Linked DNA regions of Homo sapiens: region 1 is linked to region 2. Evidence: read pairs that join two places in POLR2A ChIA-PET (ENCODE). Cell type or tissue: Panc1. All regions are shown on one strand. Each heading gives the region's core, and the rest is flanking DNA. Links, peaks and the distances in the headings are about the cores only.

Region 1 (14,945 bases), core at 6,946-14,945, 570 kb before region 2:
TCTTTTCTTCTGTGGGTCCCGCCACTCCCCGTGAGCGGTGAAGATTCTGATAACGCGGAATGGTCATTCAGGCGTGCAAACCCTGCTAAGTGGTGTTTCCCGCACCCTGCCATGGAAACGCTGCCCCCACTTGCCGGCCCCTGCTGACCCCCTGACACTGTTGCCCCCTCTCTGCTGCAGCTGGAGCACTTCAGAAGTCAAGTCATCAAGGCCACCTATGGACGGGCGAAGCCGTTCCGGGACAAGCCCGTCACCGACCAACAGGTTAGTCTGCCGTCCCTGCCACGTGGCTCCTTCACTTTCCTCTTCTTCTTCTTCGTGGATCTGGATTCCAGACCCTGGGAGCATATGTTTCTGTTTTTGTTGGTGGCATATTTTTCACACTGTTGCTACACCATAAAGATTTGTTTTGATTTTATGGGATTTCCTGGCTTTTAAAGTAAAAGCCAGTTAAAACTCCCTTGAAATGTGTCTGTGAAAATCAAATTAAACCATTCGGGCTTACTTCTGGTCTCCAGACATGCATGTTTCGCCTCCATTAGCACTGGGAGAAAGGGAGCCGCCTCCCCACAGCCAGTGCGTTCTGGCGCGTTCCTTCAGAGGAGAAAAGTTGACAGTGGCAGTGAGGGTGGATGTCTGGCTGTAATGATTGCCTTGCTGTTCTTCCACTACACTTTCTAGCCCCCTGTGTCAAAGCACAGATGGGAAAATGTGCCGTGGGCTGCTCTCAGTGGGTGTGGGAGAACCTGACCTGCTGCTTATGAGCCCATAATATCAGGCTCAGTGTTCTGAATCCCTATACAACACAGAAGAATCTGGAACAAACTCAGGGCCACAAGACAGGCCTTTGGATCATAAAAATAATCTCTGATCGGCAAGGAGTGGTGGCTCATGCCTGTAATGCCAGCACTTTGAGAGGCCGAGGCGGGTGGATCACCTCAGGTCGGGAGTTCGAAACCAGCCTGACCAACATGGTAAAACCCCATCTCTATTAAAAATACAAAATTAGCCGGGCATGGTGGCGCGTGCCTGTAATCTCAGCTACTTCAGAGGCTGAGGCAGGAGAATCGCTTGAACCCAGGAGGCGGAGGTTGCGGTGAGCCGAGATCAAACCATTGCACTCCAGCCTGGGCAACAAGAGTGAAACTCCGTCGCAAAAAAAAAAAAAAGAAAAGAAAAAAGAAAAGAGAATCTCTGATTCTGGGACTCATTCCCTGGTGACAGGACCAACGTCCCCCTTGACAGCCATCACCAAGACATATCAGGACCTCTGTCCTCCCGTGCTTAGACAGGGACTTAAGTTGCATCTCTCCCCTCTCCCATTCCCCTTCCCTCAGGGCCCCCCACCCCTGTATGTTACATCTTTTTTTTTTTTTTCCTTTTTCTTTTTCTCACCAGTTAATAGAGAAAATTACCCAGGTCACTGAGGACAACATCAATTTTCAGCAGAAAAAGTGGACCCTCCAGAAAGAGACCCAGCTGAGCAACTCCAAGCAGGAGGAGACCACCGAGAACATCGAGAAGCTGAGGACGTCGCTGGACAGCTGCCAGGTGGCCCCTCCTTACGCTTTCCACAAATGGTCTCTTTGTCTAATTTTTGTGCGGCTTATTTGGGAAATTGCCCAGCTTTTTTGGAGCAAGTTGGGCAGAAATGCTTGGCTTTTCTATCCACTTTTTCCTCTTGTTGGAGAAACTTGTTGGAGAAGAAAAAACAAAGGGCCTAAAAAAATGCCTCCCGGGAGAACTTGGCGTGTCCAAAAAAGATGCCTGAGCATCTTCAATTACTGACTTTGAGCGGCCCGCATCCCCAGCCAAAAAGAAATTGTTTTCATAGCCCCTATGTTATTTCCAGAGAAACCAAAGAAACATTCCTGCTTTTTATTTGCATTTTCTTGTTTTGGCCCAGCCACAAAAGGCGGTTTCCACACCGTTGCTTTTGACTCTGGAGGAGCAGGGACGGGAGGACTTGGCCACAGCCCTGCGGCCCCCACCCTGGGACATGGCTTATCAGAGCAGGCGGTGGCTTCTGCTTTCTCTGGAAATCAGCAGCTCCTGTTTGGGGAGTTTGTGCAAATGCTGGCTTGTCAGCACTCTTTCAAATCAGGAAACCACGCTTTCCGACCAGCTTGTGTGTTGATCTTGGCAGGAATTCTGACGAATGGAAAAAAGAAGTAGCCACATTTGCTTCTCATTGCAGCCAAACTGTTGATGGTACTTTGGCTCTGGGGTTTCATAGACCTAAAAGGGGGTTCGCTTTGACCATCAAAAGTCCAAATTAGAGTATTAAAAAAAAACCTGTCAAAACATAAAAATTTTAAAAAAGAAAAAAACTGAGTCCTCCCAAGGCGGCCAATACGTGGCGCTGCCTGCTTCGTGGCAGAGTCAAGAACGCTGTTCCTCGAAGGTCACGTCAGGGGCTATTTCTGGCCACAGGGCCTGGGCTCCTCATGATCTCACCTCTTTGCAGGCTTGCATGAAAATATCCTGTTGCAGCCATGACCTGAAGAAGGAGGTCGACCTTCTTCAGCACCTCCAGGTGAGCCCACCTGTCTCGGGGCTCCAGAAGGTGGTGCTGGACGTCCTGAGGCACGCGCTGTCCTGGCTGGAGGAGGTGGAGCAGCTCCTCCGGGACCTCGGGATCCTGCCCTCCAGCCCCAACAAAGGTTACTGGGACTTTTTTTCTCACATGGTTGCATGACTCTAAAATGTCGCGTTGAATCTCAGCATGATGGGACATCTGTTGAGGAAGTCTTCCTGGGTATCTGGCCAAGTCTATTCCCTTCTCCAGAACCCCCTGCTTCTCTGCTTGAGGCGTAATTTTCCATTAAAAAAAAAAACACACACATACAAGTGAGACACGATAACTGAAGAAAAATGAAACAAAACAGAGGCAAAAGGAAAATTAAATCGAAATTATGCAAAGTCTAATTACGCTGTTTAACCTCCAAGGCATTTTCCCATGGAAATAACCGCGTGATTCCAGGCAAGTGACTTACCCTGTCTATGCCTCAGTTTCCCTATCTGTAAAATGAGGCTAATAGGGAGTACCCACCCTTTAGGGCTGTTGTGATCATTAAAATGCATGAATATATGGAAAGTACTTGGAATAGTACCTGGCACACAATAGGCATTACTGAATGTTTATTGACTTTTAATTTGACAAAAAAATAGTGTCACGTTACCCTCGATTTTCTTTGGTTTATTCCTAATGGTACGTCATCCATGTCAGTAGACACAGACCTACATCATCGCTGTTACCGACGGCAGTTACTGATTCCATTGTGTAGGATGTGCCATTGTTTTAGACAATCCCCTATCATGGGCACTTAGGTGATTTCCAGTTTTTCACACTCATAAATCATGCTGGGATGAACATTGTTGCACACATACCTGCTCATATTATCTTTATTCTCCTAGAGGTGGAGAGGTATGAATCACTTTCTTTCAACAAATAGTGATTGCATGCATGCTTACCAGAGGCCACATGTTGTGCAGGGCAGAGACGTAACGGGGTCAGGAACAGGTAGAATCAGGTCATGGGTATATGGTTCACTGTAAAATTCTTCCAATATGTCCATACATTTGAAATTTTTTATAATAAAATACTGGGGAAAAAAACAGGCCCTCCAAGAGCTTATGGTCTCAGGGGGAAGGATGAGGTGGGCATTAATGGGAAAATCACTCGAACAAACATGAAAGTTGAGTGGTGACAATTGCTATGAAGTGCAGGGTTCGATCTGGTCAGGGAGAGCAGGGCATCTGCAGGATGCATCGGAGTTGTTGCCAAAGAAAGGGGAGAGAGCATTCTGAGTACAGGAGCAGCGTGGTGGCAGGGGAGCATGGAGAGCACAAGGGGCTAACAGAAATGGGAGCTTCCCAGGGCCATGCATGTGGGGTCTCGCAGGGCCCTGATAAGAAGCTTTATTCTAAGGGCAGAGAGAAGCCTGTGAAAGGCCTTAAGTAAGGAGCTGGACAGGCTTGCATTCTGAGACAATCATCTTGGTGGCAAGTGGACAACGTCCTGGAGGGTGGGCAGCATGGTGCCCCAGGAGCCACTTGGCGGGCTGCCGTAAGAGATGACAAGGCCACCCTAGGGCAGGGTGGGGATGGAGAAAGAAGATTCAGGGGCGAGTAAGAGGTAAATCAACAGGCCTCAGTGGTAGGACTGGATGGTTGGAAGGAAAGTGACAGAGAGTCAACAAGACCTCTAGGTTTCTGGTGTGTGTAAAAGACGGATGTGATTTCTTTGCTAAAACTCAGAGCAAGGAATGCAGGATGAGGCCCAGGTTTGAGGGGGAAGAGGAGTGTGAGGTGCCTGTGAGACATCTAAGATGAGATGCCCAAGAGACAGCTGTTTCCCCAGGTGTCTTGTCTGGGGATAGGTAATAATGATGTATCCTCAGCACCCAGAGAGCATGTGCCACACAGCGGGGGCCTAATACATATCTGTGGGTTGGAGGGATGGATGGAAGGAAGTGCAGATGGATGGATGGACGGACGGATGGAAGAAAGGATGGATGGAAGCATTGGTGGGTGGGTGGATGGATGGATGGACGGACGGGTGGAAGAAAGAATGGATGGAAGGGTGAGTGGGTGGGTGGGTGGATTGATGGATGGATGGATGGATGGATGGATGGATGGATGGATGGATGAAAGGATGGATGGAAGTGTGGGTGGGTGGGTGGATGGATGGGAGGAAGGGTGGGTGGATAGAAGGGTGGGTGGGTCTGTGGGTGGATGAATGGATGGATAGAAGACAGGAAGGCAGGAAGGAAGGCAGGAGGGAAGGCAGGAGGGAAGGCAGGAAGGAAGGCAGGAGGGAAGGCAGGAAGGAAGGCAGGAGGGAAGGCAGGAAGGCAGGCAAGCAGGCAAGCAGGCAGGAAGGAAGGAAGATTAAAGCCATAGATATGAATGGTATCAGTTAGGAAGATTATTTATTCTTCAGTCTTGAAGAACAGCCAGAGAACTTTGCTCCATGTTTTGCCTGATGTCATGTAAGCTCATGACCTACATGAAAGTAACGAGAGAGAAGGGAAAGAGCACAGGGCCGCACCTTAAGGAACTCCAACATTTTGAAGCTTGTTGCTACTCCTTCTTGCCAAATCACCCTCCAGAGAGCCTGCATCAATTTTATATTCTTTCCACAATGAATAAGAATAGAGAAGTGATTTTCAACCCTGGCACTTCAACATCTGCAGCAGGATGCTTCCAAAGTATCCAGAAGGTGGGGTAACATTCTTAAAAAGCAAAAGCAAAACCAACATTAATTTTTATGTAGGAACCTTCCCCTCATCATATAGCAGAGAGCGTTACTGTTCTTGCAATCAAGGCAGAGTCGTGAGCTTACTTGAAATAAGGTAAAACATGGAGCAGAGTTCTCGTTGTTCTTCAAGACTGGAACTAAAACAAAGACCATGATCTCCATCCTGGCAATAATAGAGCCAAGCTACGTGTGCACTGTCCCCTTCCCACTCCCAAGACCATTTTAGTCATCTAGACTAAGTCTATAAATCTAGTCATATATTATTGTTAAGAAATGTGGGTTGTTGCCAGGTGTAGTGGCTCATGCCTGTGATCCCATCAACATAAGAGGCTGAGGCAGGAGGATCATTTAAGGCTTGAAGTTCAAGACCAACCTGGGCAACATCGTGAAACCCCTCATCTCCAAAAAATTTAAAAAATAATAATAAATTAGCCAGGCATGGTGGCACAGGCCTGTAGTCCCAGCTACTCATGAGGCTGAGCCAGGAGAATCCCTTGAGGCTAAGATTTCAAGGCTGCAGTGAGCTATGATTACTCCACTGCACTGCAGCCTGTGTGATAGTGAGACCTTGTCTAAAAATAAATAAACACGGATTGTAAAGTTAAGCTTTCAGGCCAGTAATTCCAGCAGGGCTAAGAAAGACTGATTTTAGGCAAGCATTCCTCAGACCAGCCATTTTCTTCTCCTGACTTCATGGAGTCGTGAGATTTGAACAACATTAAGCAGGTTTCTGCAGAATCCCTCCCTTGTTAACACGCACCCTGGGTCAACAAGAAGGGGATAAAGAAAACAGTATTTCCAAACTACTGGTCTCCTTTCTTGATGCCCTTGCCCCGCCCCCAACTAACCTCTTGGAATAATGTTCCATGGAACAGTCATTGGGGAAACGGTGGTCTGCTGGCTACATATTCTGTGATTACAACTAGTTGGTTCTAAGAACTCAGGAAAAAAAGAATAGAGAATAACAGAAAGTTCAGTAAGCAGGGCCCATCTTTTGTCCACTCAGCAGAAGAGGAAGTTGATGGTAAAAGGCATTTTCTCTTCTAATACAAGCAATATTACGTCAAGCGCCCAAAAGACTAAAAGAAAAGGGTAAGCTAGCGTATGCCCCATATTCTCTACTCTTGTACCTAATTCCTAGCCCAGAGCTAATCCAGAAGGAGGAGCGGGAAGAGGAAGATGAGGAGGAAGGATGGGGAGGAGGAGGGAAGAGGAGGAAGGAGGAGGGCGATGATGATGGTGATGATGGTGATTATGGTGACGATGATAGTCATTCATCACTGAGGACTTATATTCTAGATACGGTTCTCAGCATTTTATACACATGATCTCATTTCATCCTCACAGTAATTCTATGAGTTAATAATTTGCCCATTTTCCTCATTTTAGAAATGAGGAAACTGGCTCAAAGCTGGTTTTCTCATTACTCCACCAGGATAAGGTGATTTGAGGCACTTCATGTTACAGAGGCTGACAGGGAGTCCCCAGTCTATTCATCGCCATCCTGCACACTCCCAGGAGCTGCCTGCGTTTCTAGCTCCTAAGAGAAGGGTAGAAAGCATGGGTTGTTTAGCTCCTCCTGGGGATTTAGCACTGTGTTCGGTGTTTCACACGCATTGTGTACTTTTATCCTCCCACCTACCCAGTGAGGCAGGTATGATTACCATCTTTATTTTATTTATCTTTTTTTTTTTTTTTTTTTTTTTTTTGAGTAAAAGTCTTGCGTTGTTGCCCAGACTGGAGTGCAGTGGCATGATTTCAGCTCATTGCAATCTCCATCTCCCAGGCTCAAGCGATCCTTCCACCTCAGCCTCCCAAGTAGCTGGGACTACAGGCGTGTGCCACCACGCCACCTAATTTTTGTGTTTTTTGTAGAGACGCGGTTTCGTCATGTTGCCCAAACTGGTCTCAAATTCCTGGGCTCAATCAACCCACTCAACTCCCAAAGTGCTGGTATTACCAGCGTGAGCCACTGCGCCCAGCCTTCATTTGAAAAGTAAAGAAACTGAGACACAGTAACGTTAAAAAGTTGCCCAGAGTCACACAGCTGGTACATTAGGGTTAAGACTCAAACTGAGGTCTTTGTGACCCTAACACCTGTGTCTTCCCTATGACCCCCTGCCCCTTCACCCCCACCCCCTGCACACATACACACTTCCTCTGACAATGCAGCAATGTACCAGGCACATGCCCAGTCCCTAGAGAATGGGTGCTGTCATCGGCTCAGGCAGTGACAGAGCTAAGAGTTGTCTTTCCCTAAGCTAAACCGCATCTGATTCCTACCCTGAGCCATAACCACAGAAAGCCCCATTTGTATCACAGTGATGTTCCAAGCTGGGACTCTGGGTACCACTGCCAAGGCTTGAATTTCAGCTGTGCACCTACTAGCTGTGTGGGCAGTTACGTGACGTGGCTGCGCCTCCATTTACTTGCTCGTGAAATGGCCATCCAGTCTCCTAGCGGCATATGAGGACTGAGTGATGGGATACATGCATGGCAGTGCTGGTCACAGTTAGCTCGTAATCGGTGGGGGCTGCTGTCATCGTCAGCCTCAAATACTGGTTGACTTCATCTGACCTAAACATGGGTAGCCACCAGGCAGGTAGGCATGTGGACCGCATAGCCTGGTTTACTTGCACCCAGGTAACATCCTCTGGAGCCTCTGCCCTGTCTCCATTTAGCAGCAAATGGGGTTTCTTTAGCCCTAAGCCCTCAGTTGGGTTGAAGCCAAGAGCCCTTTCTAGAGGCCTCCTCCTTAGAATCTGACAGTGGGCCTCGGGTCCCGGCTGCCAAGTGGCCAAGCTGCAACTCAGTCCACGCCCCTCCAACCTCAAACTCCCTGCTCTTGACCACCAGGCTACCTGCCTTTTAGAACATCCTCCTAAGAGATAAAACACGCGTCACAAACTAGGATGGAAATCCTGAAACGAATCCCCCAGGGGAATCCAGGCGGGGTAAACGTCAGGGAAATGACTTGTGGTGTTGTTGGGAGATGTCACGTGCAGCCCACAAGGTGAGGCCTGCTGGGGTCCAGTGTGTTCGGAAGGGTGGAGGATTTGCTGTGTGGTTCAGCTGGGAGGATAAGAATGTTTAGGCGGCACCTTGAAAGTCAGCTGAATACTCCTCCTGCCTGGTTTCTCAGGGTTCCTCTGATAAGGGAAGGAAAGGATTTTTTACATTTTTCTCTGCAAGCTCCGTCGTTTGTGTCTATTTCTGCAAGACTTTGTTACAAATAAAAGACTCTTCTTGCATGCATGGCAAATCACTCAACTATCCAAGATACACTGTGTCTTTAACTGAAAAGAAAGCAAGTTGCAATACAATATGCTTGGTGTGCTTTTTTTTTTTTTAAATGTCAGTATCTGAGCAAAAGAACAACCTTGAGAAAAAGACATCAAACTGTTAGGAGTATTATCCCAGCAGGGTGGGATTGCACTGGACCTTGACTTCCATTCAGTTGTTCAACAACTGTTCATTGAGGGCCCCTGTGTGCCAGCCACTGTGCAGAACATGAAGACGCAGTGGCAAACACTTCCCACATTATGAATTTCTGTAACATTTGGGTTTTTATAACCAACATTTATAACTTTTGTAAACAGAAGTATAAGAAAGACTTGTTCCTTCCCCCAAAGAGCAAAATCCCCATTATGATTACAGTTAGTCATCTAATCTAGAAATAGAAATGTGATCAAATACTGGCCTCCCCTTCAGCATCCTCAGCTACCTCTCCCCTTAGTCCTCCTCAGATCCCAACCATGATTTCATCCTTCCCCTTTGATTCCTGGGTCACACGTTGCAGCCGAGCAAAATCCCAGACTCATCCCAACAGAGCCTCCACAAATCCCTGTATTCACCAGGTCCAGTGGGCCAAGCCAATGTCAGCCCGGCCATCTCACCTCCTCCGCCATCTTGGTATCCTTGCAATGCACCTCTCCAACGCACCAACCCAACCCTGTACTCTCAAGCCTCCAAACCCTTTGAAAAGAGATTGACAGATCTAGGTCTGAATTCTGATTCTAACACTTACCAGCTCTGTAGCTTAACCTTGGGGAGCTTCTGTCGTTTCACCTATAAATATGAACATACTTCCTTACCAGGTTGTTTATAATGATTAGAAAAACGTATCAAACTCTTGGCATAGCACTGGCACGCACCAGGTCTGCTATTATTATAATATTGCTGTTCTCACGCTTCTGTGCTGGAAATCCTCCGAATGGTGCATTGCCCCACACAAGAACATGTTCTCCTCACTTCCTTTTTCTCTCTTGGCCCACCTTTTATTCCTTCCCTCCATTATCCCCACTAGGTCTTCCTCCTACATGCAGCACGTACCCTGCCCTGTCTCCCCTTTCCTCTCCTTCCCAGGGACCTTGTGCACAAATTCTTCTTTCTTTGGCGTCAGCGGCCTTTCTTTTCCTCTTAGTTCCTTCCCTTTGCCATCAAAGGGGCACTTCAAGATGGCTGTACCATCCTGAAAAAAATCATTCTTCTCTGGAATCCATCGCTTCTTTCGCTCCTTTTCAATTGCTCTTACTCCTGTCTTCACCTGTGATCTTTAAGAAGCGTGTTGCACCCTCGGTCTTCATTGCCAGCTTCTTGGCCTTTCTGCCAAGTAACTGACACGGGCCCCCTGCAGCACTGACTAGGCCACCACCCTCTCGGGGACTGTGTCTCTGACCTGCCCAACGCTCTTCATTCTCTTTTTTGAAACCCTTTAGGCGCTCTGCTTCCCTCCTGATCTTTTCCATTCATTCCCAGCAGCCCCCTTCACCAACTCCTATCCCTAACGAGGGTGTTTTCTCCTGTGCAGTCAGCCCTTGGTCCACCCCATCTCCTTTCTCATGAAGAAACTCTGCACTTCCGGGCTTCCCCAGCCACTCCTATGTGTTTTCCACACGGACGCCTCTGCAGGAGGGGCTGCCAGGAAAGTGGTGCAGGGAGTCCAGCCAAGGCAGTAGGTGGGGTCCCTGGCCAGGGGCCATGGCCACCAGGAGGAAGGGGGCCTCTTTCTTCATTCACACAAGGACCCTGGATGGGCTGGGCTGGGCCGGCATTACCGATTGGCATGTCCGGCTCTCTGCTGACCCTCCCTCCCCAGAGTCCTGCCAGTGCCTCAAATTCAGCATGTCTGAAACAGCCTGGGGGCTCCTTCTCTCTCCCTGCCACACCCCACCGCAACCCCAACCTGTCTCTCTCCCGTCTGATGACGAGGCCACCATTCTACCCCTTTAAAAGGCTTTCCCTTTCTTCCCTCTCATCCTCACTTCTCCCACCCTCAGTTAGAGGATCAGCACTGAATACCTGGGCGTCTCTCGGGCCCTTAGCGGAGCTCCCTGCCTCTCACTCAGAGGAGGGGAGCTTATCACAGGCAACATCCAGGATCGTCTGGCGACATTTTTGGTTGTCAAAACTGGGGTGGGGTGAGTAGGGGTGCCCCTGGCATCCAGTGGGTAGAGACCAGGAATGCTACTAACCATCCCACAATGCCTAAGACAGCCCCAACAGCAAAGACTTGACAATATCAGCAGTGCAATACCAGCAATACGGCCCGACATAGCAGCAGTGCTCCAGCAAAGAAACCCTGCCAGCTCCAGCCTCTCGAATGCAGCCCAGCTATTTTTCTTTAAAAAAAAAAACAACGCTCTTCATCAGGCCACTTCACTGTTCTGTCAGCCGCTGGAATAGGAGTGACTCAGACCTCGAGTCACACCAATTAGTCTTGGCTCAACCACTGGCCTGCTGTGTGGCGTTGGGCAGGCCTGCGTCTCAGAACGCCACTGCCTCATCTATAAATTGGGGACCCACTGGGCACATTTCAGTCATGTTTAAATCAAGTTTCCTCTCTCAAGCCGACGGTTTCAGGAGTGTCACGGCTTGACCTCACCCTTCCATGCCTCCTCCACTGTCTGCTCCTCCCTCTCCCATCATCTACTCCAGCCCAAGTAAGCTCAGCACTTCCCGGGAGGAGCACTGCCTTTTCCAAATCCCACCCCCACCACCCCCACATCCCGGTGTGAAACTGTGGCTTCCTGTGACTATTGTAACAAATGACCACAAGAGACTGGCTTAAAACAACACATTATTCTCTTAGCATTCAGGATTAATTCAGTTTCACTGGGCTAAAGTTCCTTCCGGAGGCTCTAGAGCAGTATCCGTTTCCTGGCCTTCTTCAGCCTCTAGAGCTTCATTCCTTGCATTCCTTGGCTCATGGCCCCTTCCTCCATCTTCAAAGCCAGCGATGTGGCATCTTCCAGTCTCTGCTTCCATCACATCACCTTCCCCTCTGTCTGTGGTCAAGCCTCCGTCTGTCTCCTTATAAGAAGCCATGTGATGACATTGGGTCCACCCAGATAATCCAGGATAACACCCCATCTCGAAATCCTTAACTTAATCGTATTTGCCAAGCTCTTTTTGCCCTGTACGGTCACACCCACAGGTTCCAGGGATTCGGACCTGGAATCGTAGGGGGTCATCATTCAGCCCCGCGCACCCCTGTTCTGAAGCGCCCTCCCCCGGCTCTCTGAATTCTGCCCACCCAACAGCATCCACACCCAGTAGTTCTTCAACCAAGTGGTCTTACTCGCTCACTCCAGGTGAATGATCTCCCCCTCCTCTGACACCCTCACCCTCCCCTCTCCTTCAGCAGTCACTCACATGCCACCTGGGGTCACTGCATGTTTCCAGCAGGCATTTACACCTTGTCTTTCGGACTGAACTGTAAGCCCCTGGAGGTCTTGGCTTTAGACCATCCCCCACACTCAGCACCATGCTTCACACACAGTAGACAGTAAATAGGTGTTCTGTTGATGGGTTGTTTTCCACCTCCAAAAAGAAAGTTGGATGTGAGCTCAACCAAGGCTTATCAACTACTTTATTTTTATTTTTATTTTTTTGAGACTGAGTCTCGCTCTGTCACCTGAGCGGGAATGCAGTGGCACAATCTGGGCTCACTGCAACCTCTGCCTTCCAGTTTCAAGCGATTCTCATGCCTCAGCCTCCCAAGTAGCTGGAATTACAAACATGCGCCACCACACCCAGCTAGTTTTTGTATTTTTAGTGGAGATGGGGTTTTATCACGCTGGCCAGCCAGGCTAGTCTCGAGCTCCTGACCTCAGGTGATCTGCCCATCTCAGCCTCCCAAAGTGCTGGGGTTACAGGTGTGAACCTCCATGCCCAGCCTAAGCCACCGTGCCCGGCTGCTTATCAACTACTTTAAAACCACAGGTTGGATGGCAGCTCACGTTGTTTTGATGGGATGGCAACGTTGCTTTCATCCACCTGTCTGCAAGCTTTGGAGTTGAATTGATACTTACATTCTTCCTGCTTCTCTTTTTTTAAGGGTTCTCTTTGTATCTGATATATCTTCTGGAACATTATAAAAAACTTATGAGCCAGGCCCAGGAACTTCAGGTAATTCTTTTAATTTCTTTTTTTCCAAAGTTCATTTCGGCCCCTGGTTGGCATTTATATAGCACTGTGCATTTGAAACCTGTTTTTTCTTTATCAGCTAGTCCAGTCCACACCCTCCAATAGGTGAAATGATTTCTTCATTTGCACACAAAGAGGTACAGAAAAGGTTGGCTAAGATCTCCCAGGAGGGTAAGGACAATGACAGGGTGCTGCCCTCTGGCCTCCTGGGCCAACCACACTGTTTGTTTTCCTCTGTCAAAGGCCCAGAAGACTTAATGCCATCAGATTTTTTTTTTTTGAGTCTCGCTCTGTTGCCCAGACTGGAGTACAGTGGTGCAATCTCGGCTCATTGCAACCTCTGCCTCCCGGGTTCAAGTGATTCTCCTGCTTCAGCTTTCTGAGTAGCTGGGATTACAGGCGCCTGCCACCATGTGTTGCTAATTTTTGTATTTTTAGTAGAGACAGGGTTTCATTATGTTGGCCAGGCTGGTCTTGAACTCCTGACCTCAAGTGATCCACCCACCTCAGCTTCCCAAAGTGCTGGGATTACAGGCGTGAGCCACTGCACCAGCCTTAATGCCATCAGATTTTGAAAACTGTGTTTACTAAATCCAGTGGACAAAGTACAGCTATCTATAGCACAGGCAGCAGAATTACTAAAAGAAAAGAAATATTCTAGAGGCAAATGAGCTTTACGGGTTATATCATTCTGATAGCTATTGCCATAATAGTATTATATAATAAACAACCACAAAACTTCAGCGGCATTCAGCAATTGCTATTTACTCCTCACGTGTCTGGGGTCAGTGGCAAGGCGGCTCTGCTGACCTTGGATGGGCCCACCCACTTGTCTGGGTGTTAGCTGGCCTTTGGTTGATCTAGACTGGCCTCAGCTGGAGTGACTCAGCTCCCTGTGTCTCTCATCCCCCAGCAAGCAAGCCTAGGCTGTTCTCATGGAGACTACGAGGTATAAAAGAAAGTGGCCCAATCACATAGTGTTTTTCAACCTTCTGCTTGTGTTATGTCTGCTAAGATCCCATTGGCCAGAACAAGTCACATGGCTGAGTTCAGTGTCTGGAGGCAAAATATGGGCGGGCACTGCAAGTTACATAGCCCTAGACATGGATAGAGTGGGGTAAAGAAGGGACCACCATGCCAATCAGCCACAGAGGCTTGAGTCCAGGGATTGGCAACTTTCTCTGTAAAGGGCCAGATGGTAAATATTTTATGCTTTGCAGACCATATTCATACCTCTTCCACTCTGCTATGGTAAAATGAAAGTAGCCATAGACAATATGTAAGCAATGGACATGATAAGCATGGCACTGTTCCAATAAAACTTTATTTACGGCGGGCACGGTGGCTCATGCCTGTAATCCCAGCGCTTTGGGAGGCTGAGGCGGGTGGATCACCTGAGGTCAGGAGTTCGAGACCAGCCTGGCCAACATGGTAAAACCCCATCTCTACTAAAAATACCAAAATTAGCCAGGTGTGGTGGTGGGCACCTGTAATCTCAGCCACTCAGGAGGCTGAGGCAGGAGAATCACTTGAACCCGGGAGGCAGAGGTTGCGGGGAACCAAGATTGTGCCCCTGCACTGCAGCCTGGGCGACAGAGCAAGACACCATCTCAAAAAAAACAAAACAAAACAAAAACACCACCTTATTTACAAAAGTATGCAGTGGGCCCGATTTGGCCTGTGGGCTGTAGTTTGTCAACCCCTGGTCTAGTCCCTTCTCCTTATTTTTCAGATAAGGACAATTTCAGTGTCACACAGCTAATGGGTGAAGAATCAAGACAAATGTTCAAGCGTCCTGGCTCCTACATGACTGCTTTTTTTCCTCACACCCACCTACCACTTACTGAACACCTACTATGTGCTCAGCACTGTGCTAAAAGCTTTCCATCATTATCTCACTTAATCCTCACAACTCTAAAAGATCAATACTGTTATTAACTTCATTTTCTAAATGAGGAAGCATCTAGAAACAACTAGAGCTGGGATTCTTTCTAGATCCAGAGTCTGAATTCTTAACCACAGCATGCTGTAGTGTTCTGTGATTTTAAGAAACTTTTGGGTAAACCTTTGTACCCAGAAAGGTAAACAATTGGTAAACAAATGGGGAAAGACTCTTTAGTTAGGCCTGTCCCCCATCAGCATCGGTTTACTTTTCTCACATTTCAGATCAAGTTCAACAGTTCTCAGGAAACTCAGCAGTCTTTACTGCAGGAAAAGCTGCGGGAGCATCTGGCAGAGAAGGAGAAGCTGAACG
Region 2 (14,985 bases), core at 4,224-12,223:
TCATTCCTTTATAAAGGTGAATAATATTCCTTTATTCTTTTTGGGTAAGCTTTAATTATCTACCAGATACCCTGTTGATCAACATAATCCTTTTGCTTAACTCTACCAAAAGATAGTAGTAAACTTTAAAACATTAACTACTGCTGTAATTGGATCCCAAATAATTACTTATACTTAACCTTTTTTTTTTTTTTTTTTTGGAGACAGAATATCACTCTGTTGCCCAGGGTGGAGTGCAGTGGCATGATCTCGGCTCACTGCAACCTCTGCCTCCCAGGTTCAAGCGATTCTCCCACTCAGTCTCCTGAGTAGCTGGGACTACAGGCATGCGCCACTGTGCCCAGCTAATTTTTTTTTATATTTTTATTAGAGTTGGGGTTTCTCCATGTTGGCCAGGCTAGTCTTGAACTCCTGACCTCAGGTGATCCACCTGTCTCGGCCTCCCAAAGTGCTGGGATTACAGGCGTGAGCCACCATGCCCGGCCTATACTTAATCTTTTGTGAGCATGCTAACCACATAAAGCATATTTAAACACAATTTTAAACAGCATTTTCTGCCAAAATAAGGCACTTTTATAAAATGCAGTATTTTAATGATTTTTTTCCTCTCATTTATGTAAACTATTGGACTTGAGAATAGATGAGGAATAATAAAACTGATTAATTATTGTGTTTGATTTTACCATCACTTTTTTTTTTTTTTTTTTTTTTTTTTTTGAGACAGTCTCACTCTGTCACCCAGGCTGGAGTGCAGTGGCGGGATCTTGGCTCACTGCAATCTCCGCCTCCCAGATTCAAGCAATTCTCCTGTCTCAGCCTCCCACGTAGCTGGGACTGCAGGCGTGTGCCACCACTCTTGGCAAATTTTTGTATTATTTGTAGAGACGTGGTTTCACTATATTGGTCAGGCTGGTCTCAAACTCCTGACCTCAGGTTATCCACCCTCCTCGGCCTCCCAAAGTGCTGGGGTTACAGGATTGAGCCACTATGCCCAGCCTTTACCATCACTTTAGTGACCATCAACACTAAATCTAGTTAAGCCTAAATCTTACCTATTGATTAATTTATTACTTAAGTGGAGCCAGTACCTGCCTAAGGTTTAGATTTGTTTGATGTTTATAAATATTCAGAGGTGAAGTCTAGATGGATAGTAGGAGAGCTTTAAGAAGTTAATTTCTGAGGTCCAGATTTTGTACTAAGTAATCTTTAGGAAGTGTTATTAGTTGTTTATATCAGCAATAAAGGGTCATTGTAATCAGAGGAAAAATTACTAGCTTGGGCAACATAGTGAGATCCTGTCTCTACAAGTAATTTTAAGTGTTAGCCTGGTGTGGTGGCGCATGCCTGTTGTCCTAGCTACTTAGGAGGCTGAGGTGGGAGGATTGCTTGAGCCCAGGAGGTTGAGGCTGCAGTGAGCCATGAGTGCACCTCTGCACTCCAGCCTGGATGACAGAGCGAGACCTTGTCGTGAAAGAAAAGAAACATTAGTGTTGGTGGTTGGTTATGGTTCTCTTTCCACCTCCAGCTTTGTCTAGTAAGAGAAAGCTTTCTTCCTTTGTCAGTTTCACTCTACTAATTCAGTTAATCATTATCATATCAGCTCTTTTCCCGTTAGAAATCTTTGTAGTTTCTGATGACCGGAGAAATCTGATAGACCAAACAAAGTTGAAATTAAAATATTGGTTACATAATAAAAACTTTGTTTTTTGGAGATGGAGTCTCGCTTTGTCGCCCAGGCTGGAGTGCAGTGGTTCAATCTCGGCTCACTGCAACCTCCACTTCTGGGTTCAAGCGATTCTCCTGTCTCAGCCACCCGAGTAGCTGGGACTACAGGCGTACGCCATCATGCCTGGCTAATTTTTCTTTCTTTTTTTTTTTTTTGAGACGGAGTTTCGCTCTTGTTGCCCAGGGTGGAGTGCAGTGGCGTAGTCTCGGCTAACCGCAACCTCCGCCTTCTGGGTTCAAGCGATTCTCCTGCTTGTAATCCTGAGTAGCTGGGATTATAGGCACCAGCCACCACACCCAGCTAATATTGTATTTTTAGTAGAGGCGGAGTTTCTCCAAGTTGGTCAGGCTGGTCTTCAAACTTCCAACCTCAGGTGATCCCCCCGCCTCGGCCTCTCAAAGTGCTGGGATTACAGGCGTGGGCCACCACGCCTGGCCTAATTTTTGTATTTTTTAGTAGAGATGGAGTTTCACCATATTGGTCAGGATGGTCTCAAACTCCTGACCTTAGGTGATCCACCTGCCTCGGCCTCCCAAAGTGCTGGGATTACAGGCTTGAGCCACTGCACCTGGCCGCATTTTTGCTTTTTAATGTATCAACACAGCATTTTCTTAATACTATCCTAAATTTAAAGAGTTTAGATCGCTTTTCAATAACTTTGGCTCTAAAGGGCTTCATTGATGATTTATACAGTTGAGTCCTGCAATGCTTTCCCCGTTTCTTTTGTAATAGTTGCACAGTCACCAGTTAGGTCTGACTCATTGCCCTGATGTCATCTCTGAGGAAGTTTACCTGGGAAAGACAGGCTGTGAGACCCCTTGATTGAGCAGAGCATTGTGGGCAAAAAGCAGCAGGTAGCTTACTTTGACTGGTTTGGAATCGCTTATCTTTTTCTAAGGAACAAAGGAGAGTGACCACTAACTTTGTATTTTACTTCTTAATTTATCTTTGTGTGTGTGTGTGTGTGTGTGTGTGTGTGTGTGTGTAAAATAAAATTTACCATTTTAACGACTTTTAAGTGTTCAGTTCAGTGGCACTTAAATACATTGACATTATTTTGCAACCATCACCACCATCTATCTCCAGAACTTTTTCATCTTCCTCAACTGAAACTCTATACCCATTAAATAATAACTCCCAATTCTCCCTTTCCCCCAGCCCCTGGCAACCACCATTCTACTTTCTGCCTTTATGAAGTTGACTACTCCAGGTACCTCCTATAAATGGAATCATACAATCTTTTTTGGGTATGGCTGGTTTATTTCATTTAGCATAATATCTTCAAGGTTCATTCATGATGTAGCATTTGTCAAAATTTTTTTTTTCTTTTTTTCTTTTTTTTTTTTTTTGTTTGAGACAGAGTCTCACTCTGTTGCCCAGGCTAGAGTGCAGTGTCTCAGTCTTGGCTCACTGCAACCTCCACCTCCCAGGCTCAAGCGATTCTCCTGCCTCAGCCTCCCGAGTAGCTGGGATTACAGGCATGTGCAACTACCGCCTGGCTAATTTTTTTGTGTTTTTAGTAGAGATGGGGTTTCACCATGTTGGCCACGCTGGTCTTGAATTCCTGATCTCAGGTGATCCGTCCACCTTGGCTTCCCAAAGTGCTGGGGTTACAGGCGTGAGCCACTGCACCCAGCCAAAATTTCCTTTCTTTAAAAGGCTGAATAATATTCTATTTTGTGTGTATACCATATTTTGTTGACTCACTCATCTGTCGATAGACACTTGGGTTGCTTCCACCTTTTGGGTGTTGAACATGCTATGAATGTGAGTGTACAAATATCTAGTTGAGTTCCCGTCTTCATTTCTCTTGGGTATATAACCATAGTGGAATCGCTGGTTCAGTGGTAAGTTAGCGTTTGGGGAACCCCATGGCTGTACCATTTTACTTTCCCGTCAGTAATGCACAAGGGTTCCAATTTCTTCACATCCTTGCATTTGTTATTTTGTTTGCTTGTTTTTTTGAGACAGGATCTCACTTTGTCATCTAGGCTGCAGTGTAGTGGTGCGATTTTGGCCCACTGCAACCTTGACTTCCCAGGTTCAAGCCATCTTCCTGACTCAGCACCCCCGCCAAGTAGCTGGGACTACAGGCACATACCACCATGCCTGGCTAATCGTTTTTGGTAATTTTTTGTAGAGACGGGGTTTCGCCATGTTGGCCAGGCTGGTCTTGAACTCCTGAGCTCAAGTGATCTGCCTGCCTCGCCCTTCCAAAGTGCTAGGATTACAGGCGTGAGCCACTGCGCTCGGCAGTTTGTTTTTAATAATAGCCATCCTAGTGGGTGTGAAGTGATGTATCATGTGGCAGAGTTTTTTTTTTTTTTTTTTTTTTTTTTAAGATCCTGTGTTGTTTATGCTGAACTCGAACTCCTGGGCTCATGCTGTCCTTCTGCCTCAGGCTCCCAAGTAGTGTCAACTACAAGTATGAGCCCAGTTTCACATGGTTATGATTTGCGTTTCCCTAATTATTAGATGTTGCGCATTTTTTCTTGTGCTTATTTGCCATTTATATATCTTTGGAGAAATGTCTTTGAAGTCTTTGACCAGTTTTGAATCAGGTTGCTTTTTGTTGTTGAGTTGTAGTGTGGTTTCTATGGTTGTTGTTTTATTTTTTTATTTTATTTATTTATTTATTTTTGAGAGAGAGTGTCACTGTCACCCAGGCTGGAGTGTAATGGCGCTATCTCGGCTCACTGCAACCTCTGCCTCCCAGGTTCAAGCAGTTCTCCTGCCTCAGCCTCCTGAGTAGCTGGGACTACAGCTGCATGCCACCATGCCTGGCTAATTTTTGTATTGTTAGTAGAGACTGGGTTTCAGCATATTGGTCAGGGTGGTCTTGAACTCCTGACCTCAGGCGGTCCACCGTCCTCGGCCTACCAAAGTGCTGGGATTACAGGCATGAGCCACCACCACTGGCCTGTAGTGTGCTTTTTAAACGAAATTAAAAATGTCTTAAAATTATAAAGCAAAATACCCTATTAACCTTATTGTGTAAAATAGACCTTTTTCTAATTTCTTCTGAGCATTGTACTTTGGTGAGGAAAAATCTAATTGTGATATTAAACTACCACCTTCAGGCCCTAGGTTGACGGTAAGGAAAGCTGTTGCGGTAAAAACCATTTCAATATGAATGGAATCGTTTTCATTGATGTAAACCTTACACTAGAGTATGAGTAAGCAATATTGTATATATTTTACTTACTACTTGTTTAAAAATTATAAAATGGTTTTGTCTATAAAGTAGTGACCTTGGTTTTGAATGGTGAAGTTAATATTGTAAAAAAGTTGTTTATACTTTACCTTTTTATCAGGTTGTCCAAAATCAAGTGACACCAGAGTGTTTTAGATCTCAGCTTCTTCTTGAGGAAGTTTGATTTTCAGAAGTTTACATTTTTTTCTTACAATTCAAAGATTTTTATGAAATGATACATTAGTAATGAGGAAGAATAATCAATGTTAAGGATCCTGCGTTTGGATTGCAGCTTGAAATTAGCATGTTGGTTTTTCAAAAGATGGGAAAGCAGTCCAAGAAATAATACAGGCCAGGGTTTCTCAGTCTTGGCACTATTCACATTTGAGACCAGAGAACTCTTTGTTGGGACTTTCCTGTGCACTGTAGGGTACTTGGTAGATGCCAGTAACCCTACCCCACCCCACCCCCACTGTGACAACAAAAATGTTGTAGAACCCTGCTAAAACTAGTAGGGTCCTTGAAAGATCATGAGGTCTGCTAACCGCTAGGGAAATTCAAGTTAAGAGAGGCAAAATGAAGTGTCTTGGCAGGTCACTCAGTTGATTATTTCCTTGTTATTTTTTGGAGTAAAAAAAAAATAGAGGCTTGAGTCAGGTGTGGTGGTGTATGCATGTAGTTCCAGCTTCTTCTAGGGTGACTGAGACGGGAGGACGTTTGAGCCCAGGAGTTTGAGGCCAGCCTGGGCAACATAGTAATACCTCGTCCCTTAAAAAAAAAAAAGGTGTAGGGGCGGCTGAGGCAGCAGAATTGCTAGAACCTGGGAGGCAGGGGTTTCAGTGAGCCAAGATTGCGCCGCTGTACTCCAGCCTGAGCGAAAGAGTAGAGACTCTGTCTGGTAAAAAAAAATAAAAAAATAAAAAATAAAAATAAAAAAAAAATAGGCTGGGCGTGGTGGCTCATGCCTGTAATGAGCCAGGAGGCCGAGGTCAGCAGATTGCTTGAGCTCAGAAGTTCGAGACCACCCTAGACAACATGGCAAGACCCTGTCTCTACTAAAAATGCAAACAAAAAAAATAGCTGGGCGTGGTGGTTCATACGTGTGGTCTGTGGTCCCAGCTACCCAGAAGGCTGAGTTGGGGGGATCATTTGAACCTGGGGATCGGAAGTTGCAGTGAGCCGAGATCACGCCACTGCACTCCAGCCTGGGTGACAAAGTGAGACTCCATCTCAAAAAAAAAAAAAAAAAAAACACCAACAAAAGAGGCTTAAATTCAGATTACATCAGAAGTGGTGGAGTTGAAAATGGTAATGGTGTCACATCAGACTGCTGAACTGTTTTTAAAACTTTCTAGGCTTGACTTTACATTTTAAAATTATTGGGCTTTCATTTATTGTGGACAGTATCTATTGACATTTGCCGTATTGAAATTTAAACTTTAAAATTTTTATTTTAGTGAGAATGACGTTTTATTTTTTGAAAACCTTTTATTTTTTACTTATTTATTTAGTTTTTTTTTTTTTTTTTTTTGAGACAGTCTTACTCTGTCACCCAGGCTAGAATGCAGTGGCATGATTTCGGCTCGCTGCAACCTCCACTTCCCAGGTTCAAACGATTCTCATGCCTTAGCCTCCCAAGTAGCTGGGACTACAGGCATGTGCCACCACGCCCCGCTAATATTTGTATTTTTAGCAGAGTTAGGGTTTCGCCATGTTGGCCAGGCTGATCTCAAACTCCTGACCTCAAGTGATCTTCCTGCCTCAGCCTCCCAAAGTGCTGGGATTACAGGCGTGAGCCACTGTGCCCGGCCTGAAAATCTTTTAAACGTCTGGTTTAGTAAGATAGTTAGATTCTCATAACCAATTCTGTATTCAAACTGTGATTATAAGGTTTTTTGGGTGAAGTATATGAAGAAAATTTGGCCTCACACAGATACACAGTTGAAATAGGGAAGGTCTCACAGATCTCCTAAAAGGATTTTGGGTCCTCACAGGTCCTCTTACACTTAGATAACTGCTGCACTAGAAAGATACAATTTGGACTTATAAAAAAAATGAGATGTGGAAGTATTATTACTTGCTGTGGTGATGCATTCTGTTTAAGAGATTATGGGCCAGGAATGGTGGCTCACGCCTATAATCTGCACTTTTGGAGGCCGAGGTGGGAAGGTCGTTTGAGCCCAGGAATTGGAGATCAGCCTGGGCAACAAAGTAAGACCCCGTCTCTACAAAAAATAAAATAAATAAAAGTTAAAATAAAATAGATGATTATTCTAATAGAAATTAGATAAGGACCAGTGGGCACCCAAACCTGATTGAAAATCTTTTCTTTTGACCCCAAATTATATATTGATTATATGGAGAGAAAAATTATTAGCTACCTGATGGTTAGGGAGATACCTGGTTATGACAAATGGGCCCTCTAACTATGTTAGTTGCAGTGTTTTCTAATTGCCCTAATCGCTCCTTTCTGAAAATATTGGTTTATGCCAGAGTTTTGTTTCTCAACTTAATTTGGTTAAATGTCTTTTAGTCTTCCAGCTTTAAAAAAAAAACCAGTATAGATGCATATTTGCCGTAAGTGAATGTTTACAAATAATAGAGGGATACAGAAGTCAGTAACTGGATGTCACTCTTGTACGTTAACAAATATATCCCTGAGTCATCTTATAAATAGCATACTCAGTGCCTTGGCATTTTCAGTGGTAAGAGTCAAATGCTCATGTAGTTCTGTTTGTAAAATGGCTGCAGGAATAGGATTAGTTGATGGCATGATATCATTATTTGGTTTATGAGAATCCTAGCATCCTATATTCTGTTCGTTTATTAAGAATTGTTATGTAACCAGTTGCCTACTCTTATATTTCTTCATAAGGAAATACTGGTCAGATCTGGTTCTTCATTTTTTCAATAATCTTAATTACAAATTATAAGAAATAATTTGTCCTTAATTGTCTTTGGAAATGTGGTTAGGAAAAGTGGAACTAGGTTTCTTTTAAATTGTGTTCCAGCCCAGGCTGGAGTGCAGTGGCACCATCACACCTCACTACGCCTCAACCTCCTGGGCTTAGATAATCCTCCCACCTTAGACTCCTAGGGAGCTGGGACCACAGGCGCATGCCACCATGCCTAATTTTTTGTAGAGATGGGGTTTTGTCCTGTTGCGCAGGCTGGTCTCAAACTCCTGGGCTCAAGTGATCTGCCTGCCTTGGCCTCCCAAAGTATTGTGCCTGGCCTCAAATTGTTGTTGTTTATGAAAAGACTGGGGTCTTGCCATGTCATGTGCATGCTGGTCTCAAACTCCTGAGCTCAAGGGATCCTCCTGCCTCAGCCTCCAGAGTAGCTGGGACTATGCACTGTGCCCGGCTTCCAATTCTTTATTTAGAATGATACTTTTAATTGATATTGAACATGTAATATTGTTGTGCTTGGGTAAATTCCACTTTCTTAAAACAATTAGTCAATATACCATTATTACTACTTCTTTAAGACAACTTAGATTAGCTTCTGATGAACTATTTTTGGCTTTTAAGAAACAACTGAATACTATATCATGCATTTTGATGAACTGTTGTGATTCTTTAGCTCTAACAAAATTGAGAACATAAAAAATTTTTAAAAATTAAAATGGACAAGAATTCCAGGCATTTGGGCCTTCTGTCAATTTAGTAAGACTGAAAGTATTTAGGGGCCTACATTCATGCCCTCATTTTGATTCAAGATCTTGAAATCCATGGTACATTGTAGTTTAGGTTAGCATATCACAATGTGAACTCGAGGCCGAGCGCGGTGGCTTATGCCTGTAATCCCAGCACTTTGGGAGGCCAAGGCGGGTGGATTACTTGAGGTCAGGAGTTCGAGACCAGCCTCACCAACATGGTGAAACCCTGTCTCTACTAAAAATACAAAATCACCTGGGCCTGGCGGCCAACAAACTACTTGGGAGGCTGAGGCAGGAGAATCACTTGAACCTGGAAGGTGGAGGTTGCAGTGAGCAGCACTCCAGCCTGGGCAATAAGAGCGAAACTCCATCTCAAAAAAAAAAAAAAAAAAAAAAAAAGTGAACTAAAAACTTGTACCATTTTTATTGTTTCATAATTAATTTTAAAACCAGTCTCCCCTTCTAGTTGCCACTTCACATTATTCAGCAGATGATTCTGAAAGTTAAATTCTATATCTTGTTTCAGAATTGGTGTGGTAGCAGGGGATTCACCCAAAAAGAGTGTGATAATTTTTTTTTTTTTTTTGAGGTCTCAAACTTCTGAGCTCAGGTGATTCACCTGACTCGGCCTCCCAAAGTGCTGGGATTACAGGCATGAGCCACCGTGCCTGTAATAATGTTTATAATAATGGCCTGTGATAATGTTTATAATAAATCTGTTTAAATGTTTACAATAAATCTGATTTCTGCCATTATTTTTATACTTTATTTTAAAGGCATTATCACCATTGATTGATTATCTTTGTCTCTCTCTTTTTTTTTTTTTTGAGACGGAGTTTCGCCCTTATTGCCCAGGCTGGAGTGCAATGGCGCAACCTTGGCTCACTGCGACCTCTGCCTCTTGGGTTCAAGTGATTCTCCTGCTTCAGCCTCCGGAGTAGCTGGGATTACACACACACACCACCACACCTGGCTAATTTTCTATTTTTAGTACAGATGGTATTTCACCATGTTGGCCAGGCTGGTCTCAGACTCCTGACCTCAGGTAATCTACCTGCTTCAGCCTCCCAAAGTGCTGGGCTTACAGGTGTGAGCCACTGCGTCCAGCCATCTCCATTTTTATTTTTATTTTTATTTTTATTTTATTTTATTTATTTTTCAAGATGGAGTTTTGCTGTTGTTGCCCAGGCTGGAGTGCAATGGCATGATCTCGGCTCACTGCAACCTCCGCCTCCCGGGTTCAAGCGATTCTCCTGCCTCAGCCTCCTGAGTAGCTGGGATTACAGGCATGAGCTGCCACGCCCAGCTAACTTTTGTATTTTTAGCAGAGATGGGGTTTCACCATGTTGGCCAGGCTGGTCTCAAACTCCTGACCTCAGGTGATCCATCTGCCTTGGCCTCCCAAAGTGCTGGGATTACAGGTGTTAGCTACCATGCCTGGCCTTCATTTTTATAATACAAACTTGTGTAGAACTTTTTGTTGCCTTATTAATGATTTCTTTTTTCTTTTTTTGAGATGGAGTCTTGCTCTGTCCCCAGGCTGGAGTGGAGTAGTGCAATCTTGGCTCACTGCAACCTCCACCTCCCGGGTTCAAGCAGTTCTCCTGCCTCAGCCTCCCGAGTAGCTGGGACTACAGACGCACGCCACCATGCCCAGCCAATTTTTTTGTATTTTTAGTAGAGACCGGGTTTCACCATGTTGGCCAGGATGGTCTTGATCTCTTGACCTCGTGATCTGCCTGCCTCAGCCTCCCAAAGTGCTGGGATTACAGGCATGAGCTACCGTGCTCGGCCCTTGTTAATGATTTCAATAGCCGTAAATTTTGCTTTTGCTCGTGATTGTTTACTTCTGTAACCACTGTTGCTAAGGAAATTTGGTGTATATAATATTGGTAGTATTGTAATTAAAATATTTTCCTTAATGTTTACTTTATGATTATTGCCATTGACTAAGTTGATAAGTCACATAACATATTCTATACTGTCATCTGGTGGCCTTGTGAATAATCTTGTATTAATATTACTTGGAGTATTTAACATGTATAACAAGTATCTTTTTCCTTCTGTGCTAAAAACAGAAGATTGATTTCATTAAACCCTAATGTCAATGACAATATCGTATTCAGGATAGTATTTACTTAATACTTGTAACACTGCTTTTGCTGGATGATCAGCAAACATTTTTTCTTCTTATAGATGGGAAAGCTAAACCTAATTCATTGATAAGGGGCCTAGCAATGACAGCTTATGATTTTATCTCAAGGCCTTTATCCTTAGTAGTTTGCACTGACAGAGGTTTATTTTCCTACATTTCAAACCACTATCAGAAAGTGCTGATAACCTTATTAAGCTTTCTTTTTCTTTTCTTTCTTTCCTTTTTTTTTTTTTTTTTTTTTTTTTGAGACAGTCTCGCTCTGTTGTCCAGGCTGGAGTGCAGTGGTGTGATCAGAGTTTAATGCAGCTTCTGCCTCCCTGGTTCAAGTGATTCTCATGCCTCAGCTTCCAGAGTAGCTTGGATTACAGGCACGTCATGTGCCACCAAGCCTGGCTAATTTTTGTATTTCTAGTAGAGATGAGGTTTCACCATGTTGGCCAGGCTAGCCTCGAACTCCTGGCCGCAAGTGATTCACCTGCCTTGGCCTCCCAGAGTGCTGGGATTACGGTCGTGAGCCACTGCACTCGGCATGTTTTCATCTTTTTTTTTTTTTTTTTTTTTGAGACAGAGTCTCTCTCTGTTGCCTAGGCTGGAGTGTAGTGGTATGACCATGGCTCACTGCAACCTCAAACTCCTAGGCTCGTGATCCTCTGCCTCAGCCTCCCCAGTAGCTGGGATTACAGGTACGTGCCACCATGCCCAGCTAATTTTTTAATTTTTCTTTTGTAGGGGATGGGGTGTTGCTATGTTGACCAGGCTGGTTTTGAACTCCTGGCCTCAAGCAGTCCTCCTGCCTCAAAGTAGTGGGATTACAGGAACTAAGCCACTGCACCCAGTCAAGTTTTCATCTATTGCTTTAACATGTGAGAGCTAAAAATGGTGTGTAAATTATTAGTTTTCTAGAAACATCTTTAGTTTTCTATAAGAAAACATAGAACTTATTTAGTTTTAAAAAAATGCTGTAGCGGCTGGATGTGTTGGCTCATGCCTGTATTCCCAGCACATTGGGAGGCTGAGGTGGGCGGATCACTTGAGGTCAGGAGTTTGAGACCAACCTGGGCAACATGGTGAAACCCTGTCTCCACTAAAAATATAAAAAATAGCTGGGCATGGTGGTGCGTGCCTGTAATCCCAGCTACTCGGGAGGCACGAGAATCACTTGAACCCAAGAGGTGGAGGTTGCAGTGAGCCACGATCGCACCACTGCACTCCAGCCTGGACAACAGAGCGAGACTGTGTCTCAAAAGAAAAAAAAAGGTCTGTAGCAAATTTTTTTCAACCTAAACTTGGACTCATTTGTCTGAATGGATTAGTGATTGTCCTGAATATGAGAGCTGTAGTTCTAGTGCAAAGACAGAAACTACCCTGGGTCTTTTCCTGTAGCTAGTGTGCTTAAGATGGATTCACCACTCAAAATGATTTGCTTGAAAAGTGAGGCCTCTATAACATGGGGGAGAATATGAAGCAAAATTTCAGAAAGATAGCAAAATCTGTAAATAACTTTTTATTAACCTATTTGAGAATGCCATAAAAGCAAGCCACAAAAGTCTTGCATGTCCAGTACTGAAAAGAGAATTTTATGTTTCTCACATAGTTCTTAGGCATAATAAAGTTTTTTTCTATGAACTTGCATAGAGAAGTAAGGCATAATAAACTTATTTAAATGTATTTTTTTCTTAATTTGACTGTGTAAGTAGCATTTCCTTCTTGTCCTTCAGTTGACTCTCTTTCTGTTTGAGGATTTTATTAAACTGAAGAGATTAGTTTCATTAACTCTCACCTTTCCATGTTATCACAGTGAAGAAAGCCTAAAGTAACATGATCTAGTAACTTACATAATATTTATTCATTAGTCCTTCAGTAATTTAAAAATTGCACCTACCTGGAAAATTATTTTGGGTATTGTTTTCCTAAAAATTACCCATGAGGTAGTAGTGCTACTACTACTACTACTAACAGTAACTGAGCAGTGCTGCTTCATTTATTTATTTATTTGTTTGTTTTGTTTGTTTTAAAGACAAGGCCTGACTCTGTTACCCAGGCTGGTCTCAAACTCCTGGCTTCGAGCGATCCTGCCACTTCTGCCTCCCAAAGTGCTGGGATTATAGGTGTGAGCCACCACACCCGGCCCTGTTTTATTTATTGGATACCTGTCATATTCCAAACTCTCTAAACTTTTGCGTTTCTTTAATTCTTTTTTTTTTTCTAAGATGGAGTCTTGCTCTGTCACCCAGGCGGGAGTGCAGTGATGCGATCTTGGCTCACTGCAACGTCTGCCTCCCAGGTTCACGCCATTCTCCTGCCTCAGCCTCCCGAGTGGCTGGGACTGCAGGCGCACGCCACCACACCCAGCTAATTTTTATATTTTTAGTAGAGACGGGTTTTCACCATGTTGGCCAGGATGATCTCAGTTTCTTGACCTCACCCGCCTTGGCCTCCTAAAGTGCTGGCATTACAGGCGTGAGCCACTGAGCCCCATCTGTTTTATTTAATTCTTAACCCTGTGATATAGGTACTATTATAATTATTTTCATTTTACACACTTGATATTGGGGGAAATTGGGTATGATGCAATTTTAGAAATACTATTTTCATTTAGTTTCATTATGTTGGCTGATAGTCCTGTGTTCCATGTGGTAACTTTAGGCATAAAATTATGATAGGAAACCCATTTCAAAGGTGTTAAGTGATTTGTCCACGGACATGTGCTATATGTCTGATCCAAGATTTGAATCTAGACCTCTGAATCCCAAACCCATATACGCACTATTATTATTATTACACTAAGTGAATTGAATTCACTAGTCTTACTTCATTTGAAAAAAAAAAGTTCAAGTTATTAATAGAATGCAACACTTGCATTGGTGGTATGTGGTGGTAAATGAAGATTATACTTTTGTGCTCCTGCATATTTATTGTCTTCTGCCACCTCTGAAGGTAGAGTACGAGATAGATGTGTAGAATGCAGGGCCTCCAGAAATTCCAGTCTGAAAATTTAGACCTATTAGTTATTTTAAGAAGTTTTCTAATGCTGCTCATTTTCTGTTTGTCTTTTCACTAAAGTTTGTTGTTGTTGCCTTTTTGCAGCAGTGATTCCAGCAGTAGTTCAAGTGATGATTCTCCAGCTCGATCAGTTCAGTCTGCAGCAGTCCCTGCACCCACTTCCCAGTTGCTTTCATCTCTGGAAAAAGATGAGCCCCGTAAAAGTTTTGGCATCAAGGTCCAGAATCTTCCAGTACGCTCTACAGGTAAAATTTTGTGTGAATGTCCTTTCCTCTGTGCTACTACTGAGGAATGAGGTATGATACTGCATTACATTGAAATAACTTTGGGCATAAAATTATAATGGAAAACCCATTTCGAAATATTAACGTTTTAAATGAGGAAAGCCATGAATAATGGAAAAGTCTGCTTAAGCTATTCTGTGGTCTCTACTGGTAATATTTTTAATTGACAGCTGACCGTAATATACTGTTACTCCTACATTGGTCATGTTGAGCATGTAAACAAGTTAAAACTATTAGTAGATAGTCATGCCAACAAAGACCAAATTAAGTATTTTTTAGCTAAGTGTATTTCAGTGATTGCTTAAATTATTTACTAAAATAGGGGCCAGGCGCGGTGGCTCATGCCTGTAATCCCAGCACTTTGGGAGGCCGAGGCGGGCGGATCACGAGGTCAGGAGATCGAGACCATCCTGGCTAACATGGTGAAACCCCGTCTCTACTAAAAATACAAAAATTAGCTGGGCGTGGTGGCGGGCGTCTGTAGTCCCAGCTACTCGGGAGGCTGAGGCAGGAGAATGGCGTGAACCCAGGAGGCGGAGTTTGCAGTGAGCTGAGGTCAGGCCACTGCACTCCAGCCTGGGCGACAGAGCGAGACTCTGTCTCTAAAAAAAAAAAAAAAAAAAAAAAAAAATTATTTACTAAAATAGCCTAAAAACTTATGTATCAGGTTTGTGAATAGAGTTATTGAGATACTAATGTTGATGAGCTTTTGATTTAGAGTACTTGGTAATTTAGAAATGGACAAGGGAGTAAAATTGGCTTGCCTTTCTATACACCTTTTATATTTCTAATAAAGCAAATTAACACAAGACCCCCAGATGGTATGATTCATCTGTAAAGGATACTAAAATTGTTTAGCATGCTACATGACACTTCTCACACAATTTTATCATTGAGATGATCCTTGGAAAGATAGACGATGCCTTTCCATTTCAAGTCTTTAACACTTTATAAACAGACATG

The links. ChIA-PET counts read pairs that join two places held together with the same protein. Peaks named below come from ENCODE experiments on the same cell type or tissue, not always from the same donor. Only the 100,000 strongest peaks of a DNase experiment are listed, where the experiment ranks them.
Region 1: POLR2A ChIA-PET joins it to region 2 with 6 read pairs; 1 of 35 experiments calls an interaction of 5 or more read pairs at or near these places.

The regions. Positions count from the first base shown.
Region 1 is chr1:15,326,879-15,341,823 of GRCh38, forward strand. FHAD1 (forkhead associated phosphopeptide binding domain 1) reads left to right here. Exons shown (of 34, transcript NM_001391957.1): 12 at 181-264; 13 at 1,399-1,551; 14 at 2,468-2,663; 15 at 12,603-12,673; 16 at 14,858-14,945. It overlaps FHAD1-AS1 (FHAD1 antisense RNA 1), which reads right to left. Exons shown (of 2, transcript NR_148919.1): 2 at 1-2,802. It overlaps LOC124903851 (a long non-coding RNA gene), which reads right to left and starts at 14,048. Exons shown (of 3, transcript XR_007065480.1): 1 at 13,502-14,048; 2 at 11,918-12,085; 3 at 7,646-11,575. In Panc1, for the core only: no CTCF peak of the experiment used is centred there; DNase peaks (open chromatin) are centred at 11,033 and 13,693; H3K4me3 peaks cover 71 bases; H3K27ac peaks cover 1,708 bases.
Region 2 is chr1:15,895,499-15,910,483 of GRCh38, forward strand. It overlaps SPEN (spen family transcriptional repressor), which reads left to right. Exons shown (of 15, transcript NM_015001.3): 4 at 13,823-13,983. Among named protein-coding and RNA genes, the nearest start is that of SPEN-AS1, 55 kb to the left of the region's middle. RefSeq lists a silencer at 12,082-12,282. In Panc1, for the core only: no CTCF peak of the experiment used is centred there; a DNase peak (open chromatin) is centred at 7,563; H3K27ac peaks cover 1,719 bases.